2 separate regions of the Homo sapiens genome follow, and region 1 is linked to region 2. Evidence: chromatin contacts called from ENCODE Hi-C or POLR2A ChIA-PET data. All regions are on one chromosome and are shown on one strand. The core of a region is the stretch at or near the end of the contact, and the rest is flanking DNA. Distances in the headings are between cores, read along the strand shown.

The links. Hi-C counts contacts between places; a loop is a spot of excess contacts on that map. ChIA-PET counts read pairs that join two places held with the same protein, here RNA polymerase II (POLR2A). Pooled maps may share reads with other maps.
Region 1: a pooled map shows a loop between it and region 2 (2.1-fold over the local background). The contact joins the enhancer-like site here to the promoter of LINC01267 in region 2. A Hi-C loop is called at or near these places in 6 of 168 maps with a recorded cell type or tissue (Calu3, Right ventricle myocardium inferior, ascending aorta and 3 more) and 1 of 50 pooled maps. POLR2A ChIA-PET finds 5 or more read pairs at or near these places in 4 of 52 experiments (H1, MCF 10A, OCI-LY7 and 1 more).

The regions. Positions count from the first base shown.
Region 1 is chr3:14,316,719-14,322,040 of GRCh38, reverse strand. No RefSeq gene overlaps it. Among named protein-coding and RNA genes, the nearest start is that of LINC01267, 33 kb to the left of the region's middle. RefSeq lists enhancers at 2,130-2,189, 2,210-2,519. Within about 2 kb of position 2,265, at least 3 of the 41 ENCODE cell types and tissues checked have a DNase peak (open chromatin) inside an H3K27ac peak, as active enhancers do.
Region 2 is chr3:14,348,486-14,353,860 of GRCh38, reverse strand. LINC01267 (long intergenic non-protein coding RNA 1267) reads left to right here and starts at 1,293. Exons shown (of 3, transcript NR_110135.1): 1 at 1,293-3,140; 2 at 4,396-4,508; 3 at 5,088-5,375. RefSeq lists enhancers at 1-178, 739-1,296.

The DNA of each region.
Region 1 (5,322 bases), core at 1,016-3,515, 33 kb after region 2:
CAGGTGTCTGCTTACATCTCATGGCTGAGATGGTGAGGCTGGGAAAGAGCATCCTGCTGAAGAAAATCAGGGATTTTATTTTATTTTATTTTATTTTATTTTATTTTATTTTATTTTATTTTATTTTATTTTATTTTATTTTATTTTATTTTAGACAGGGTCTGGCTCTGCAGCCCAGGCTAGAGTACAGTGGTGCAATCATACCTTACTGCAGCCTCAACCTCTTGGGCTCAAGTGATCCTCCTATATCAGCCTCCCAAGTAACTGGGACCACAAGCATGCCCCACCATACCTGGTTAATTTTTTCATTTTTTTGTAGAGGTAGGGTCTCGCTCTGTTGCCCAGGCTGGTTTCCAACTCCTGGGCTCAAGTGGTTCTCCTGCCTCGACCTCCCAAAGTATTGGGATTACAGGTGTGACCCACTGCAGGGCTCGGCCAGGGCTCTTTTAAATGAGAAGGGATGCTAGGTGGGCAACCACCTGCCTCTGTCCTGTGGCAGTCTTCAAGGAGTAGCGATAAGGGATGGGGAGAGGCTTGTGGTGACATCTGGGTGGCTGATTCTAGATTTTGGCCCAAACTTTCCCTTGGATTCTGTGATTCCTTAAACACTACTTTTGGGCTAAGGTGGTGTAAATGGGTTTCCACACTAGCTCAAGAACTGCTCTGGATGCCAGGCCCATTGGCCCCTTCTGAGGACGGTGGCTGCCTAGGAATCTGTGCCCATCAGGGGCCATGATTTGGGTCATGATCTGGTCACCATGCCAACAGTGGGTGGCCCAGTAACCTAGGACCCAGGACCTGGCAAAATGACAGTCTCCTCTCATGGAGGGAAATGCAATGGGGTAGCCCAGCCCCAGGCTTCCCAAAGACAAAGGAAGAGGTCTCCAAAATGTGCCAATGTGCTGGGTGGCAGACAGCAGCCACTACCCACTCTGGTGGAACAAGAACTGTGAGAGACTAAAAGGGCCTCTCCGGGGAATGCAGGAGATGGGGCCACGCTCAGTTCTGTGAGATCATGTCAATCTTGGTGCTCCAGGCAGAATTGGCTTCATATGGGGATAACAGACTATAGAATTTGATGACCTGGGTCCAAAGCCTAGCTCGTGCAGAGTTAGCTCTCTGAACTTCAGTTTCCCCACCTGTCAAATGCGGCCAATAATAGTTCCCATCTCTGTTGGAGATTTAATGAAATGTAGTAAAGCACTTGGCATACTGTCTAGAACATGGTAAGTGCTTAAGAAATAGCAGTAGTTTCAGTAGTTTTCTAAAAAATTGTTTTTGTTTTAGAGACGGGGTCTTGCTATGTTGCCCAGGCTGGACTCAAACTCTTGAGCTCAAGTGATCCTCCTGCCTCAGTCTTTCGAGTAATTGGGACTAGCGGTGGGTAATAAATAATAGTTTTAATATTATGATTATCATAGGCCCTCAGGAAACATTTGTTAAAAGGAAGTAAAAATAAATTAGGTCCCAACATTAGCCTTGTCACAGCTTGGGGTCACAAATATGGACATGGTAGGGTGTTGCTGGGCTGGGCAGGAAGCAGTTAGTATTCCCCAGCTCTCCTGGGTAGGCTCTGGCTGAGGGCAGCACGATGACTTCACAGGCAGATGTTCCCTGTCTCCTCTTTCGGATGAATGACGGGCAGCATTTGCCACCATAACATGCTTCTGGAGGAGCTGCTGGACTGCCCCACATGGCACAGGCCAAGAAAAGAGCCTCTTGACAGCTCTACTCCAGTATCTGAAATGCACCAAACAGCCCTCCAGAAAGACCTCCTCACATTCTCTGAGCAAAAGGCACCACTGCTCAATCAGAAACATGGACTCTGTCCGCGATGCCTCCTCTTTTCTCATTCCACTTCCAATCTATCCCAAGTCCCACGACTTTACCCCAAAGAGCTCTCTAGTCTGCACCCCTGTCTCTGATTCATCACCCAACATCCATCAGGTTGGCAGCTGTAACAAACAGTCCCAGGTCTCAGGGCTCAACACAAGGAAGGTTTGTCCTTTTCAGCACAGTCCAATGCAGTGAATGGTGAGTCTCTGCTCCATACAGTCATTCAGCAACCCAGGCTCCTTCCAGCCAGTGGCTTTGCCACCCCTCAGGCCTTGGAGTTCTGCATTGGACCCTCTGCAGGAGGCAAGCGGGAAAGAGAAACAGCCCAGAGGATTGTATGGGAGAGTTTCCTTGGCCAGGGCAGGAAGTTCCTTACATCACTTCTGCCCACATTCTATTGGCCGGAACTAAATCACATGGTCCTACCTCACTGCAGAGGAGCCTGGGAAATGTAGTCCAGCTGAGTGCCCAGGAGAAAAAGGAAGTAAGGCAAACACACAGCATTGTCTCTCCAGAAACATGCTTGTCCACATCCCCTTCATCTCTTGCCTGGTCTCCTTGAATTTGTTTCGGCTCTCTCCCGACTCTTCTCCAAAGAGCAGCCAGAAGGATGTTTTCCAAGACCAGAATCTGATCATAGCCTTTGTCTGCTTCAAACCCTCCCATGATTTCCCACTGCTAATAGGATACAGGCCAGCTTCCTTCCCAGCTAAGTTACGTGTGAACTGGCCACTGCTGACCCCTCCACACCCAGTTTTTCCCAGTTAAAAATCTCCCCGTTTTTCAGCTTGAGAACGTTGGTGATTTTCTTATTCAAGGTTTGCTCATTCAACAGAAATAATATATATGTATTTTTAATTAAGGTGTTCTAGGAGATCTTTTGAAGAGTTATGTAAATATAATATGAGAATGTGTTTGGGATTTTTTTTTTTTAGAAACTCAAGCCTTCTGAGTTTAGAAACTCAGGCCTTCTTTATTTCTAAAAGAAAAAAAATTTTTTTTTTTTCCCCTCAGACTAGGTAGGGTCAAATTGTGTCTCTGAAGTTCCACAGCAAACATTTGAACAATACATCTCCAGGCCTTGCTGTTCAAAGCCCCTTGCAATCAAATCTAATCTTAACCCAGCTTCCCAGCTGCAGGTGGTGATGTGTTGGTGAACTGGCTCTCTGGAGGGGGAAAAAAATGTTCTGACTTGTAGAGTCTGCCGATTTCCATGGTGCAAATACTTCCACAGTGGCAGATTTCAAGCTCCCAGGGTGACATTGTCAAATGCAGCATTGGAAGAGAGATGCACAGTTGGCTCTCATCAGCCAGTAGGACCAGCCCAGAGACTCTGACACTGAGATAATCTGGAAATTCCCATTATGCTGATGAGTTAACTCGGGCTTGATGAGGTTATGTAATTTGCCCCAGATCACACAGCCACAGAGTGGCTAAGCCAGGATTCAAACCCTGCCTGTATGGATCCAGCCTTTGTATTTAAGCACCTTAGTTTCCTGCCCTTTCCTTCTTTCTCTTCCTAACCAACTCCTGTTCATTCCTCGAAGCCCTGCTCAAGAGCCCTACTCACCTCTCTGAAGCCCTCCCTGACTTCTGGAAGACTTATTATGCCAAATAATGTTTAGATATGATATGATAGAGAAAGAAGTTGGGGTGGAAAGGAGATTTTCTGGGGAGCTGAAGAGAGAGAAGTTGGGGGAAAAGAGTGGGAGATGATGGAACAGAAAGCAGAAAACAGGAAAAAAAGAAAAGCAGCAAAGGAGATGTAACATGGCCACTGCAGATGTGTTAAATAGAACAGAAACTAAACAGCATATCCTCATAAGCCTTCTGAAACATGCTGCCCAGGAATCGCAAACTCCAGCGTCTGCAAGGGACTTGCAGAGGATGAAGATCAGGAAAACAGACCAGGTTTACAAGACAGCAAGGGGTAGCAGAGAGGGCACCCTGTCTCACAGGGACAGCCCCTGCTCAAGCCCAGGTGACTGTGGCCAGAAGACCCCAATCTCATGCTCCCTATGCCCCAGCTCACTGGTCCTGGTCAGTCTGTTTACTTATCTATTTTCTGAATTGGCAATCACAGCTAGCAGCCTGATAGGGCTAGGGGTAAGACAAGAGAGGCACAAAATTTAAAGAGGCATCCAAAAATCATTTCCAGATTCCAGGGGGAGTCTCAGACAACCGGAAGGCAACGCCTCCCGACCTCCACACAAACACACACAGTGGGCACACAAGGGTGTGCATACGTGCACACACTTAACAGGTGAGGAAACTGAGGCTCAGAGAAAGAAATGCATTTGCTACTGCCTCTGCCTGGAGTGTTCTTCCCCCACTCATCGCCTGGCTGGTGCTTCTTCGTCACTCTGCGCTGCACACACTGGTACTCAGGGCATGGCCCCAGTCCCGGGCAGCAGAGAGTGCACAGGGATGGGGTTTGCGTTGACTCTTTGCTCCCCGGCTGTGTGGCATTAGGCAAGCTACTTTAGCAACTTGGTGCCTCTGTTTCCTCATCTACATGATACTATGAGGTCTTCCTCTAGAATGCTCATCAAGATGAACCTGGAAGATGCCTGCAGAGCACTTAACACAGTACCTGGCCCAGAGTGGATGCTAGATACATGCTGGGCAAGATAAAGTAATGAGAAGTTGCAGGCATTAAGGATAGCCAGGTAATTAGGCCAGACTGTGGCCAGCTTGGAGCACCGCAGTGCTTTAGTGGGCACTGGGGAGTCATTGAAGGTACTTGAGCAGGGTAGTGACTGGCCGAAGGGGAGTGTCCTGGGACTTATTCTGGCACTGACTGTGTTGTTTATCAGTGGCTGGGTGAAGACCTTAGCTCCAGTTGAGACATGAAGGAATTGCCAACAAAAGCGCCCCGGGAAGCCCTGGAACAATGGCTTCTCAGTTGCCTCTGAGGAGTCAGATTCCTGCTGTCCAAACCACCCCACTTCCTGCTCCGAACCTGCTGGGAGCTGCGGAAGGTGCCTTTATCCCCTGGTAATGAGCCAGGGGGGGAAATATGAATTCATCCCTGGGCCATTACCAAGCCCCATATCCAACCTGAAACCTCTGCCAAAGGTGCCTGCACAGGCTAAGGAGACTGGCAATCCCAGCCTCTGGAGCTTACTTAGGCAAACAGCATCCCTAAAGTGTCTTTCATATTCCGTGTAGATGGCTACATCCGACATTAGCGCTTTGTTTGCACTTCAAGTTCAAAGAAAGTTTAGAGTGTTAAGTCTGAGATTAAACCCAATCTGTGGTTAAGGTTCCATATTAAAAGAAAGGCCTCTCTGTCCACCAGTGGGCAGGTAAAGGCTATGAAAGTATATAGATTAGCTTGGTTTAGAAGCTTAAGATCATAGAGTCTTAGTCTTATCTCACCCCTCTGTTTGTTGTTAGCAAACTGTCACCTGGTTAAGGTAAAAAACATTCTTCTCAAGGGCACCCAGCTAACTCAGTGTCAGGGTGGGATAGAGTTTGCCTCAC
Region 2 (5,375 bases), core at 44-2,543:
TCATAGTCTGTGAAATGCAGGCAAAAAATATGCTGGGGAGGAGGGGATGAACTAGGAAGAGGAAAACTAGTAAAAATGAAAGTGGGCTGTGTGTCAATCCATCTTTCTGACCATCCCACACAGACTCCAGGCATGAGAAAGGCCACTAGAAGATCAGGAAGTGGAGGATTAACCCAGGCGGGGGCCCTGCTGGGAAACACAGGGCTCTACCCTGCAGGACCTCAGGGCCAAATCCTGTGTTGGGGCCACAGGATGGATTAGGCAGGCCTCTGCCTTTAAGGAGATCCCAGGCCAAAAGGAGAGGTGGGTTAACCTTACCCAGTCTAAGGGAGAAGGTGGACATTCCATCCAGTCTCAGGGGGGAGGCAGATACTCCATTCATTCTAAGTGGGGGATTCAGATGCTGTCTAACCTGGGCAGGGGACTGGAGGAGGGAAGAGCAATTGAGTCTAAGGAGGAAATGAACAGTCCATCCATTCTGGGGGTGTGGGAGCAGTGGACACACCTGTCCAGCTATATGACAGGCAGCTTTGATTTTGTATTTAGTGTTTCTGCAGTGGTTCAGAGTACCTGGTGTATATGCGAGGCTGCATGCATTCCCCATCATTTAAAAACTGTTTATAAAGCAGCTCCTCTGTAATCCTAGCACTTTGGGAGGCCGAGGCGGGCGAATCATCTGAGGTCACGCGTTCAAGACCAGCCTGGCCAACATGGTGAAACCCCGTCTCTACTTAAAAATACACACACACACACACACACACACACACACACACACACACACACACACAAATTAGCCGGGCATGATGGTGGGTGCCTGTGGTCCCAGCTACTCGGGATGCTGAGATGGGAGAATCAGGGAACCTGGAGACGGTGATTGCAGTGAGCCAAGATCACGCCACTGCACTCCAGCCTGGGCAGCTGAACGAGACTCCATCTCAAAAATAAAATAAAGTAACGTAAAATAAAATAAAGCAGCTCCTATGTGCTGGCTTCATGCCAGGTACTGGATGGAGGGTGATGGCCTTTGAAGCTAGCTGGGTGCTTTGGAAGCAGGCAGTGAGGTGGGAGTTAAGGATCCTCTTTGGGATTCAGAATGCAGAGGGGAGTGTGAACTGAGAACCCCTCTCTTGGGGCTGCCGATGTCAGGAACCCAGAGCACCAGAAGTTTTCCTTTAAGCCTTGTCTTCCCACAGTGCTTCCAAGGACAGGACACTGCAGGTACAGTTATCTGCTCTGTCACATCTGCACAGCATTGGTCATCTTGTTCTCTTCAGATACTGGACACTTGAAAGTTTGTCTCAATGATCTATTAATGCACTCAAACCACACTAAATTAGCTTTGTCATCTGGTCCAGGTTAGGCTGGGCAATTCTGCTGGTTTCATTTAGGCTCACCCAGGCAGCTGAAGACACCTTGGTGCAGCATGGTCTAAGTTGGCCTTGCCTGGCCTGGGGTAGCTGCCGTTGGCTGAGCCGTACATCTCCAGCAGGCTAGCCTGGGCTCCTCCATTGGATGCAGCCTTCCCAGAGCAAGCCACATGTGCAACCGCTTCCCAAGCCGCTGCTTACATTGCATTTGCTGCTGTCCCATTGGCTAAAGCGGGTCATGTGACCAAGCCGGCGGCCAATGTAGGAGAGGATTACACAAGAGGGGTGTGGCTCCTGGGCACTCATGGCTGTACCAACCTACGACCAATTCCCCTGAGCGCCAGGCTGTTTCCTGCCTCTGCACCATCGCCCAAGCTTTCCCCTTCGCTTGTTATGCCCTGCTGGGCGATCTCCTACTCGGGCAAGTCACAAGCTTCTCTGTGTCTCAGCCTCCTCCTCTGTAAAATGGGGATCACATGAGTTTAAGTTATTCTGAGGATTAAACAAGTTAACACACAAACATTTAAAACAGTGTCTAGCACGCAGTAGGTCCTCCAGAGATGCCAGCCATCACCATCACAGTGGTGATTCTTGGTATGACGACCCCTGCCCTCTTCAAAGCCCCGTTTAAGGAATCTCCTCTCTGAAGCTGTCTCTGGTTCTCTCCAGGCAAGCATCCTCCCCCAGGCCTGGCCCTATAATTATCTTTTCCTCATCCACCTACTCCATCTACAGTAGGATCCAGAGGGAAGGGAATCCCAGGGCCCAGCCCAGGGAGTGCGAACTATCTGATTTCCTCTGCAATTAGGGAGGCAAGACAGTCCTCGGTGGCCCCATTTGACAGAGGTGAAAACTGCCGCTGTAGGAGATGTGCTGATTTGCCCGGGGTTGCGCAGCTGGTAGGTGGGTGAGCTGGGAGTGGAGCCAGGTTGGGCTGTAGCAGCTGTGTTTGCCCTGCCTCACTGTCCAGCTCCCACCTGGGCCGGGTGTCGGGGTCTCAAAGAGAAGGCAGATACCGGCTCTGCCGCACAGAGCTCACAGTTTGGTGGAGGAGGAAGGCTCAAGCAGAGAGCAGGAGGTGTGAGTAGCTCTGTGGGCTGTGGGGGCCAGATGGGTCCTCGACCCTGCGGGGTCAGAGCTGGCTGCCCAGAAGACATGAAATGGAATAAGCAGAGTGACATGCTCTGGGCCACAAACAGGGTGTGTGGCCGCCCTGAACACATCACTGCAGCCACCTCCACAGCCACAGCCCTAGCCCTGTGGGTCATGGGGATGTGACCCTCCCCACTACCTCCCATCACTGAGGACACACCTCCTGGGCCTCCAGTAACTACCCAGGCCTCCACACCTGCTACACCATGATGGTGCAGCCCGCCTCCCCAACGCCTTCAGCCCTGTGGAAATTTTCTCTGGAGATTCTAATACCCCGGCCTCCTTGAGGTCAGTGTCTGCCCAGAGCCTCCCGGCAGGAGAGAAGAAACCCCACAGCTCTTTAGGGAATGCCTGCCTGTCCAAATGGACAAAGACAAGCTGTGCAGAAACCTCCCCTGGGAGGACTGAGCCATCACCTGAGGAATGGGAGTCTGTGGAAACGTGAGTCACCTCTGTGGGAATAAAGCCTTTCATCTGGACATCGAAATGGCCACCAGCTCCCTGAGTGACTTTGGGCAAGTCATGCCCCACTCCAAGCCTCAGAAAGCCGACCTGTGAGATGAGGATGAAAGTAACCCCCTCATGGGCCTGCCATCCCACCACCATGGCGCACTCCACCTGGTACGTAGTCAGTATTCAGGGAATGGTGGTAGGGCAGTAGTGTGAATAGCTTTAAACTGCAGGAGCTTTTAAAAACCTCTAGAATCTGCTGGGAAGAGTGGGGAGCACCTCAGTGACCAGTTAATGCATTAGGTAGTGGCCACGACTTTCACTAGCATTTGAGGCTTTATGGAGGGCTTGCTGAGAACATAGCAGAGTGCTGGGTATTGAAGCCCTGAAGAGTCATGTACAATCCACTTATAACCTACGCTTGCTCGCTTTAAAACAATACTCCTTTGGCCGGACACAGTGGCTCACGCCTGTAATTCCAGCACTTTGGGAGCTTGAGGCAGACGGATCACAAGGCCAGGAGTTCGAGACCAGCCTGGCCAACATGGTGAAAACCCGTCTCTACTAAAGATATAAAAAATTAGCCAGGCATGGTGGTGGGCACCTGTAATCCCAGCTACTCGGGAGGCTGAGGCAGGAGAATCACTTGAACCCTGGAAGGGAGGTTGCAGTGAGCTGAGATCGCGCCAATGCACTCCAGCCTAGCGACAGAGTGAGACTCCGTCTCAAAAAAAAAATTCATTTAATTGTATTTTACAGAGGGAGAATTTATATGTAGGAAGATTACCCTGTGTTAGGTTGGTAGGGCTGCCATTACAAAATATCACAGGCTGGGCTGGGGACTTCCACAACAGGAGTTTATTTTCTCAGTTCTGGAGGCTGGAAGTCCCAGATCGAGGTTTCGGCAGGGCTGATTTCTTCTGAGCCTCTCTCCTTGGCTTGCAAACAGTAGCCTTCTCCCTGCATCTTCACATCCATCTTCCCTCTGTGCCTGTCTGTGTCATTTTCTCTTATAAAGATGCCAGTCGATTAGGGCCCACCCTAATGACTTTGTTTCAACTTAGTCGACCCTTTAAAGACCCTGTCTGCAAAATACAGTCTTATTCTGAAGTGCTGGGGTTAGGGCTTTAGCATAGGAATTGGGGTAGGGGGCGGGAGGCACAGTTCAGCCCCTAGCACCCCTCTTTAAGTTTACAATCTGAGGAGTTTTTACAAATGCATACGCGACAGCCAAGATGCAGAGCAGATCATCGCCCCAAGGTAGTGCCCTCATGCCCCTGCAGACAGTCACCACCTCGCACCCCCACACCAGGTGAAAATGCCTGGTGGCCCCCTGTCGTGCAGGCTTAGTTTGTCTTCTCTGGAGTGTCAGGTAAGTGGGATCATGCCGTGTGTTCGTTTCATGGCTGGTGTTTTCCCTCCACAGAATGACCTTGAGGACTGTGACCGTTGCTGTGTGCATCTGTGCTGCTTCCCGTTTCATTGCTGAGTGGTGTTCCTGTAAATGGATATGCCACTGTCTGCTTCTTCACTCACCAGGTAAGGGACACACTGACAGTTCCAGGTCAGGCTCATGATGGGTAAAGCTTCCACTCACATCTGGGCACAGGTCTTTTATGGCCCTGCTTTTCATTTCTAGTTGGTTTCCCCACCTAGGTGTAAAATTGCTAGATTGCATGGGAGGTGGGTGTTTAGCTTCATAACTGCCTTGCAGGGTGATTCCCACACCCCCATCAGCCGTGTTTGAGGTCCTGATTGCTCCGACATTGATAGTTCAGTCCTTTTCACTTTAATTCTAAAGGGTGTGCACTGGCATCTCGTGGTTTAACTTGCACTTCCCTGGTGGCTGGTGAAGTTGAGCATCTTCCCATGTGTTTATTCGTCGTCACATTTCTTTTAACCATTTTTAATTGGGTTGTCATTTAGAAAATTGTGGTAAAAGATACATAACATACAATTTACCATCTTAATTTAATCAATTCAGTGACATTAAGTGCATTCATGTGTTGTGCAGTTGTCACCACCATCCTTCTCCAGAACTCTTTTTTGTCTTCCCAAACTGAACCCCTGTCCCCATTAAACACTAACTCCTCATTCTCCTCTCCCCTCAACTCCCAGCCCCAGGCACCCCGCCATTCTACCGACTGTCTCTATGAATGTGACTACCAGGATCAAGGAACTTCATACCAGTTGAACCATACAGTATTTGTCCTTTTGTGACTGGCTTATTTCACTGAACATAATAGCCTGAAGGTTTATCCATGTTGTATGATGTGTCAGAATTTCCTTCCTTTTTAAGGCTAAATAATATTCTATTGTGTGCAGAGATCAATTGTCTTTATCCATTCATCTGTTAATGAACACTTGGGTTGGTTCCACCTTTTGGTTATTATGAATAGTACTGTG